2 separate regions of the Homo sapiens genome follow, and region 2 is linked to region 1. A link is a contact called in ENCODE Hi-C or POLR2A ChIA-PET data. All regions are on one chromosome and are shown on one strand. Each heading gives the region's core, a stretch centred on a gene start or an enhancer-like site at or near the end of the contact. The rest is flanking DNA. Distances are from core to core; before and after follow the strand shown. Region 1 overlaps COLQ (collagen like tail subunit of asymmetric acetylcholinesterase). Region 2 overlaps BTD (biotinidase).

Region 1 (4,325 bases), core at 648-3,147:
GCCTCCCAAAGTGCTGGGATTACAGGCGTGACCCACCGCGCCCAGCCAACTTTTTATTTTTTTATTTTATTTTAGTAATTTCTTTCTACATCTTTTTTTTTTTTTTTTTTTTTTGGAGACAGAGTTTCGAGATGGCACAATTTCAGCTCACTGCAACCTCCGCCTCCCAGGTTCAAGTGATTCTTCTGCCTCAGCCTCAGAGTAGCTGGGATTACAGCCGCGTGCCACCATGCCAGGCTAATTTTTGTATTTTTGTATTTTAGCAAAAACAGAACGGTTTTTGCCATGGTTGACCAGGCTGGTTTCAAACTCCTGACCTCAAGTGATCTGCCCGTCTCGGCCTCCCAAAGTGCTGAAATAACAGGCGTGAGCCACCCATGCCCAGCCTCTTTCTCTAGCTATTGCAAACAAATAAGGACTCTTTTATAACACTGTAAATTGGAAAAAACCTGCAATGTCACCTTTACTTCTAGGTTTAAGAGAATTGCTTGGAGCCATGACACTTTTATCTAGAAAAAGGTATTAGTTGATGAAATATGTTCCTGTTATTTTTCACTTAAGGTATAAATGACATCATTAATGTGCTTTTTTTCTGTCCTCTATTTGTTCTCCAGAATGCTAAAACAAATTCAGAATGGCATTTATCTCTCTTGCATAAAAGTTGAATGAGCTAAATCGTGGAGAAATTACAAAGATATTGGAGTGTCTCTGGTAGTTTCTAACTTGAAACACAAGGCATCTCTGCTGGCATCTCCTTGTGCCCTCTCTGGGAGGCTGGCCAGTACTCCAACAGTGGATCAAGTGAAGCAGTGTAGCTCTTACCTGCAGGTGGGGGGCCTGGGGGCCCCGGACGGCCAGGTTGACCAGAAGGCCCAGGCTTGCCTGGTGGGCCCATAACTCCACTATCCCCTTTCTGTCCCTGACAGAGAGAAAGGCAGAGCCTGTTATGAAAGCATGACATAGCAAGCTTCCCGCCCCATTTATCACCAAATCAGAGATCACCTTGCACTTAAGGAGCAAGAGCCCAGTGGGGGATGCAGCTCCAGAGGTCTTGACCATCGAGCTCTTAATAAGCTTAGGGCAAGTGACATTTGAGATAGTGATGGCTACAAATTTGTAGACCTTAGTTCTTGCTCTACAAATGTGGCACATGGCAGCTGAAAGGAACCAGTCAAATCTACTCTAGGCCCTGGGCAGATGAGGAAATGGAGGCCTAGAAATGAGCTATTTTCACTCATTGGCTTCCCGTTGCACTCAGGATAAAGACTTAGCTCTTTACTGCAGCCTGCGAAGCCTTGCATGGCTAGGCTTTCCAGCTTCATTCCAGCCTTTTGGCCTTTTTGGTCTTCAAGGGCACCATGTCTATTATCCCCCTTCTCAAGACCCTTCTCTCTGCCCCAAAATCTCTTCCTTCCCCCTAGCCTAGTTAACTGTCACTCACCCTTTGGCTCTCAGCTCAAATGCCCTATGGCAAAGCCTTCCCTGACCTTCCTGGATGGAGTCAGTTCACCCCACCATAAGCTCTCATAACTCAGCCTGTTTCCTTCATGGCATTTATCCCAGATCATAGCATATGGATTATTTGTGTGGTCATTTCATTGATGTCTCCCCATGAGACATACACTCCCTATGGGCTGGAATCTGTCTAGCTCACCTCCTTTCCCCAGATGAAATGAGGGAGGACAAAGATGCTAGAAACACAATGGTAGGCAGCTTTGCTGATCTGTAAATCCAGAGGTTTCACCTTGACCTTGAGACTCCAGGTAACTCATGTCATTGCTTTGTACCTCAGTTTTGTCATCTTTAAAATGAGGCCAGTAAATTTACACCCACATAGGTCTGTGAAACTAACAAAGATCTCAGATGTGAAAATGTGGTTTGTACAGAACGAAGAGCTATGTGGGGCAAGCCAATTATCACAGCAACTGGCTTGGTTCCATCTGTTTCACGTAGTTAAGTCTTGGTTTATTAAAAAGGGCACATCTGTGGCTACAGCCGTTCCACATGGAGTGTCCTCTTTTCTGCCTATTCTGGGAGTATCAAGAGCAAAGACTGGGCTCTTTGTTCTCCCTCAGGGTTGCTCTTAGGAGTCACCCCGAAACCAAGGCTGGTGCATGCTATTGACTCTTCCCCTGAGCAATTTGCTAATTGTCTGCTCTTGCCTCAGGCCTAATCAGAGCAGTGATTGACACTTGCCATTTTTGACCTGGTTCTTCTTACTACACTTGCGCCTTGGCAGGCTTGCCCACCTGATGAAATGTAATCTTCCTCAAATCTGGGGAGCAGGCAGGCTTGGGACTCCTTTCCAGCCACAACGGTGACAGGTGACCGGCTGCCTTGTCCACATGGCACTGGGGGCCGTCTTGGTAATGTGCAAGGAGTTCTTGAACTCTGAATATGGGATCCGTGAGGTCAGAGTTTATTTCTGATTCCATGTTTATGGAGGGAGTTCTTAAGCCTCAGCCTAGCTGAAGCATTCCCTGCAGTAACCAAGCTGGGTCTCAGGATGGCAAAGGAAGTCACACATCTTAATATAGCCACAGTTCAGTCTTGTTTTTCTAACGGCCATGTCAGCTGGCTCTGAGCAAAGGAAGTGCCAAAGCTTGAAGGAGCTGGAAATGCTCCTTCATTCTGACACCAGCAGTAATGGAATATTCCGCTTATCGGCCATCGCTCAGAATGAGCCACGTCTCTATCAGCAGGACTCACTGAGTAGAGCTTTCCAGGAAAGGCATTCTTTATTCCTTATTTGCCACAAAGTTGGGTGATCTCTCTCAAGGAAATTGTTTCTCAGTTACTGAAGTTTTTTTTTTTTTTTTTTTTTTTTTTTGAGAGACGGAGTCTTGCTCTGTCGCCCAGGCTGGAGTGCAGTGGCGTGATCTTAGCTCACTGCAACATCTGCCTCCTGCGTTCAAGCAACTCCTGCCTCAGTTTCCCAAGCAGCTGGGACTAGAGGTGTGTGCCACCATGCCCAGCTAATTTTTGTATTTTTTAGTAGAGGTGGGATGTCACTGTATGTTGGCCAGGCTGGTCTCGAACTCCTGACCTCAGGTGATCTGCCTGCCTTGGCCTCCCAAAGTGCTGGGATTATAGGCATGAGTCGCCACTCCCGGCTGAGAAGATTTTTATAATAAAGTCAACAGCTGCTTTCCTGGGCTTGCCTGAAGGCAAGTCCTGAAGCATGAAGGTAGCTGAGAGAAGAAGTCATGTGGGGAAAGTTGGTCTCAACTCAACTCTCTGGATTCTAATCCTGGCTTTGAAGCTGACTTCATGGAGGGGTCTTGGGCAAGCAACTCCACCTCCCTGGCCCTCAGCTTCCTTGAGAATAACCTGAGGAGACTGGATTAAGTGGTCTCTGTAATCCTTCTGGCACAGAAATTACTATCTGAAATTCCTTCTGAATTTCTGATTTTTGGCTTTGGATTGACTTAACAATAACTTTCAGAGACTCTCAGCACTGCTGGCCAACAAACAAAGAGTATGTAAGACTATGCTGGGAGATTAATTCATGATAAAAATAAATACCACATCAGGCTTCTAAGGCTAACAATTCGTTATCTCCCAACTGGAACGACCCCAACACCGAGGGTTTGCAGCACCCTCGGGTTGTTCACAATGTCTTGTCGAAAGCTTGGGCTCTTTTCTCTAACTTCTCTGAGCTCCCAGATGTGGTTTTGGTGTAGCTTTTATGATTCCAACGGAATTAGTCTCAGCAGGCTCAAGAAATGGCCTTCCTGGCTTTGGTTATCGCCAGGAACTAGGAAAAGGCAAACACTGCCCAAGACAGAAGGAAGCCAGGAAGCTTCTGGAACCCCAAGCTTAAAATATTATGAATGGAAATCATTAGGAGGGGATAAAGTGATATAAGAAAAGATTTCTCCCCCATATTTTTCCTTTTTTATCTGAGCCTACTTTTAAGAAATTGGTATCTGTGGCATCATTGTGAAACCATGACCATGCTACCCATGATCAAAGTTTGAAAACTGGACTGGATGATTGTAACTTCGAAAGTTACTGCACAGTCTAAATTTTCCAGGTTGGAGCCTGTGTTCTTTCTAAATTGATTGGGAAAAGACCAGAATTGGCTTCATAGTGTTATTATGGTTCTGAAACCTGGCTGCACATTAAAATCATATGGAGCTTAAAAAAAAATAACCAAACCCATGCTGAAAGCTCATTCCAGGTCAATTATATTATGGTCTTTGGAAAATAAGGCCTAGGCACTGGGGATGAGGAGTGGCAAGCTTGGAACTACAACCATTGCACCTGATGTGGGGGATCTGTACATCTGTATTTAATCACCGGCCCCACCCCCAGGTGATCTT
Region 2 (4,182 bases), core at 1-2,500, 180 kb after region 1:
TATCAGACTCAATATGGTGAAGACATTTTTAGGCCACTGATTTCTGTGTAATTTGTGTCCAATATTTCAAAGCCATTTAAAAAAGGATTTTGACTGCATGCCTAGTAGCTGTTTCAGATCATTTTTTAAGTACAGAATGGATAATTAGTCTTCAGTGATTTGCCTCTTAAATGTGGCCATTTAGTTTGAACTCCTTTTTAGTTATTTTAAACAGTATATGCTTAAACATCACACGATTTTATAAAGCAAGAAAAATGAAATGATCTCCCTATTCCCCCACGGTGTAGGCCTCCAGATCCTTTTCTGGCTTTTAGGCAGGACAATTAACAATGTGGATTCTGCAGTCAGACTGATGGGGTTTCCATGCATGGCCTCACCATTAACTCCTCACTGGGGAGACCTTGGGCCTCGGTTTTTTATTCATAGAATGCATGTTGAATAAACCATGTGGGAAAAAGCAGAGCCAGCACCAGCCCCTGCTGACTCACTGATCCCTCGGAAAGGTCTGGGATGAGTCAAGTCTTCAGGGAATAAGCAGCAAGGACTTGGAATTCCTGAGCAAGCCTTGGGTTCCCCACGCCCTAGGAAGTCCCTCTGGAAGGGGAGCAGGACCTCTCCCACCAGATGACGGAGTTCGCTTTCTCGCCCAGCGCAGCTCCCACCAGGCGTGAGCTGGCAGTCCAGAAGCGGCCCCAGATGTGGCTACCCACCGCCCAGTCTGCTTCCCTGCCTCAAACCCCAGGGAGACAGAAATTACCTAAAAATGCATATCATTGCCTTATGCCAAGATGATTCAAATAAGCCTGAGAAAGAGAGGCCAGCGCTAAATACAGACTTGGCAGAACTACTTCACCCAGTAAACATCTAATCAGCACCTGCAGGATCCTCATTCTGCCCTTCTGGGCAGAGCACCACGAACTTTCCCTGAGTTATTTTCTACCAACAATTTAGAATGAATTGCTCGTGAAGTAGAAATGAGGGGAAAAGCAACTAATGGTGGTAGAACAAAGTAATTTTTACAATTAAAAGAAGTAGCTGCCAGATGACAGAACAAAGTAGAGGACGGGAAAATAAATCATTTTCAGGGAAAAAATATATCTATGACTAATGGTTGTGATTATGTTTTTGTCGATTGTGATCCTGAAACTCAGGAAGCAAATGGCAATCTTGACCACAACATGGAGACAGGAAATCAAATGCATTTTTGGCTAAACCAGACTTGGGGGAAGTGGCTTGGTTTGCGTGGTTTCTCATGTAGGTGCAGCTGTGCTTTTCTGTGGTTTTTCTCACACGGGAAGTGAGAGGCACAGTGAGCTGTATTCACACTGGATTTAAAAGCCCTGTTCTTAGAGAGGAAAAAACCAGGCCTCCTCACAGACTGCCAAGTCCCAGAGCCCACCATGTCTGCTCTCAAGACACAGGCCTGTCCAGAGCCCCTGCTGAGGGAAACCCACCCAGGCCACTTTTCCCCACAGGTGGCCCTGCTTGGTACCTGTGCCCCCACCCCCCAGCCATGGTATATTGAACCAGGAGGAGGCACCCAGCCCAAGGCCAGCCAATCAGAGCACTGGCTAGTAGCCCAGGAGGTGTCCCTGCACAGAAGATCTCCTCAGAGAGGACCGATGGTGAGTCGGCCGCTCTTGATTCTCAATGAAACTCAGAACCGCTCAAGTGAAATGACCACTCAAAGAACAATTTCTCAACAAAGTGGATTTATATAGGACAAAATAGGCATAAAAGTATGAAATGTTTTGTGCACAAAGGCCTAGATTTGAGACAAGAGCTGATGTGGCCTGAAGATCTGTGAGTGGGACTGCTTGGGAGGCCATGTTCCTTCTCAGGCCAGAGAAAGGTCCTGGTCTCCTGGCTTCAGTCTTTCATTCCCTAACCTCCCTTTGAATGTTAGTTACCTATTCCCACATAACAAAGTGCCCCAAAACTTAATGGCATAAAACAAGCATGGACATTGTTAGTTCACCCAGTTCTGTGGGGCAGGAAAGCGGGTCTCTCATGAGGCTACAGTCAAGATGTCAGCCGAGGTGACAGTGAAGATATCAACCAAGGCTGCAGCCGGTTGAAGGCCTCACTGGATTTGGAGAATATTATTGATTAAATTGCGTCTTCCCCAAAAAAGATACGTTGTAGTCCTAACCCCCAATAGCTCAGAATGTGGCCTTATTTGGAAATAGGGTCTTTGCAGATGCAATGAAGATATAAGTTAAAATGAGATCACACTAGAGTAACTGGGCCCTTAATCCAATATGACATGTCCTTATCAGAAGAGGAGAAGACACACACACAGGGAGAAGATGACCATGTGACAACAGGGGCAGAGATCACAGGGATGCCTCTACTAGACAAGGCACACCAGAAATTGCTTGCCAACAAACACCAGAAATTAGAAGAGGCAAGAAACAACTCCCCACACACAACCCACCCCTGCAGGTTTCAGAAGAAGCATGGCTCTGCCAACACCTTGATTTTGGATTTCCAGCTTCCACAACTATGAGACAATAAGTTTCTGTTGTTTGAAGCCACCCAGTTCAGGGTACTTTGATATGGCAGACCTAGGAAACAAATACAGAGGATCACTTGCAAAATGGCCCATTCACACAGCTGGCACGTTGGTGCTGGCTGCTAGCAAAAGGTCTCAGCTCCTCACCACTTGGGTCTTTCCATAGGGATAGCTGAGTGTCCTCATGATGTGGCCCCTGGCTTCCCCTGAAGCAAATGATCCAAGAGAGCACAGGTGGAGCCATGATGTCTTTTATTAACTAGTCTCAGAAGTCACACTGCATCATTTGGCACCATCTTATTGAGTTACACAGGTCAGCCCTGCTCCCTATGGAAAGAGACAGAGGGTGTTAGATGCCCAGAGGTGAACCTCATTGGGTACCATCCTGCAGGTGGGCTGCCACTCTGCTCAATCCAAATCACAGCTCTCCCGTTTCTCACCTCCCAACAGTTGCTGTTCCTCAGGCCAAAGTTCACATTCTGCACAGCCTCAGCTCCGCCTGACCTCTGAGCTCACATGATGGCCCTTACTGTGAACCTGGGTTTCTGGTCCAGCCATAGCTACTTCTTTAAGCTCCTCCAGTGTGCTGAGCACAGTCTGGCCCCTGTACTGTTGTCTGCTTGAAATGGCGTCTTCTGATGAACACTCATCCATCCTTCAAGGTCTACTCTCTCATCACAGCTTGTGACTCTTCCACTTTTTGAACTGGTGTTTCCCATTCCCAGTTCACAGAGCCCTTTCTCATTGAACTATTTATCTGAGTTCCCTCTGCCGGAACATGAGCCATGCCTAGAGTAGCCACCTAGTAGTGAGTGACAGCTCTGTGCTGGATGCACATAAATGGTCTCCCTTAACTGCCATGAGCCCTAAAGAAGGTTTGCTACAGCTATTTTACAGATGGGGAAAACTGACAGAGAGATATTAATGAATTGCCCACATGCAAATATGTGCTGAGTCTTGGATTTGCATCTTTATCGTGACTCCACGGAGACCCACCCTCTAAGACCAGAGCCAGTGTCCTATTCATCTTTTGTCTCTGCAGCGTTCAGCATGGCACTGTCTTGGCTTACAAAATCTGCTCTATGCTTGCTGACTGCTGAATGAATGAATGAATGAATAGGTAGTCACAAAGAATGTTTAGAATGTTTCTCAGACAGGCTGAGAAAAAACACAACGAAACATTATTTCCGTTTGGAAAGTTTTTTTATTTTTGTGTTCAGTACTGAAGTAAAACAAAAATCTGAATAACAGCTGCACCGTTAAAAATGAAATTACCAATATATGAACTCTAGGCATCATGCATATATAATTTTTTGTAGATAACTTTTCTTCTCATTTTCCTTCTCATTCTCTTCATCTTTTTCTTTTTGTTTGAGCAAAAAAAAAAAAGAATATATTAACTCGTAACTGGGGAGTCTAAGAATAAATTCTCTTCAGCCATTGCTGAATCTAGGGGCTCAAATGGTGTCTCTGGACACAGTATCACACTCTACTCTGCACTCTTCTTTATCATTTTCTCCCACAGACAGACTCTCGTGTAGTTGCAACAATGGCCATGACTTCTAGGCTTCATCTGCCCCTCTCAGCAGCTCTAGAGAAGAAGCTCCTCTTTTTACACAGTCCCTAATTAAAGTCTCAGAGATGAACAACCTGGGCTCTTGCTTAGG

What was found. Hi-C counts contacts between places; a loop is a spot of excess contacts on that map. ChIA-PET counts read pairs that join two places held with the same protein, here RNA polymerase II (POLR2A). Pooled maps may share reads with other maps.
Region 2: a pooled map shows a loop between it and region 1 (4-fold over the local background). The contact joins two enhancer-like sites. A Hi-C loop is called at or near these places in 2 of 50 pooled maps. POLR2A ChIA-PET finds 5 or more read pairs at or near these places in 3 of 52 experiments (H1, OCI-LY7 and activated T-cell).

What each region holds. Positions count from the first base shown.
Region 1 is chr3:15,465,519-15,469,843 of GRCh38, forward strand. It overlaps COLQ (collagen like tail subunit of asymmetric acetylcholinesterase), which reads right to left. Exons shown (of 17, transcript NM_005677.4): 12 at 823-919. Among named protein-coding and RNA genes, the nearest start is that of MIR4270, 29 kb to the right of the region's middle. Within about 2 kb of position 1,898, at least 6 of the 41 ENCODE cell types and tissues checked have a DNase peak (open chromatin) inside an H3K27ac peak, as active enhancers do.
Region 2 is chr3:15,646,546-15,650,727 of GRCh38, forward strand. It overlaps BTD (biotinidase), which reads left to right. Exons shown (of 4, transcript NM_001370658.1): 4 at 1-4,182. Among named protein-coding and RNA genes, the nearest start is that of BTD, 47 kb to the left of the region's middle. RefSeq lists an enhancer at 137-670 and a silencer at 1,097-1,391. Within about 2 kb of position 1,251, at least 26 of the 41 ENCODE cell types and tissues checked have a DNase peak (open chromatin) inside an H3K27ac peak, as active enhancers do.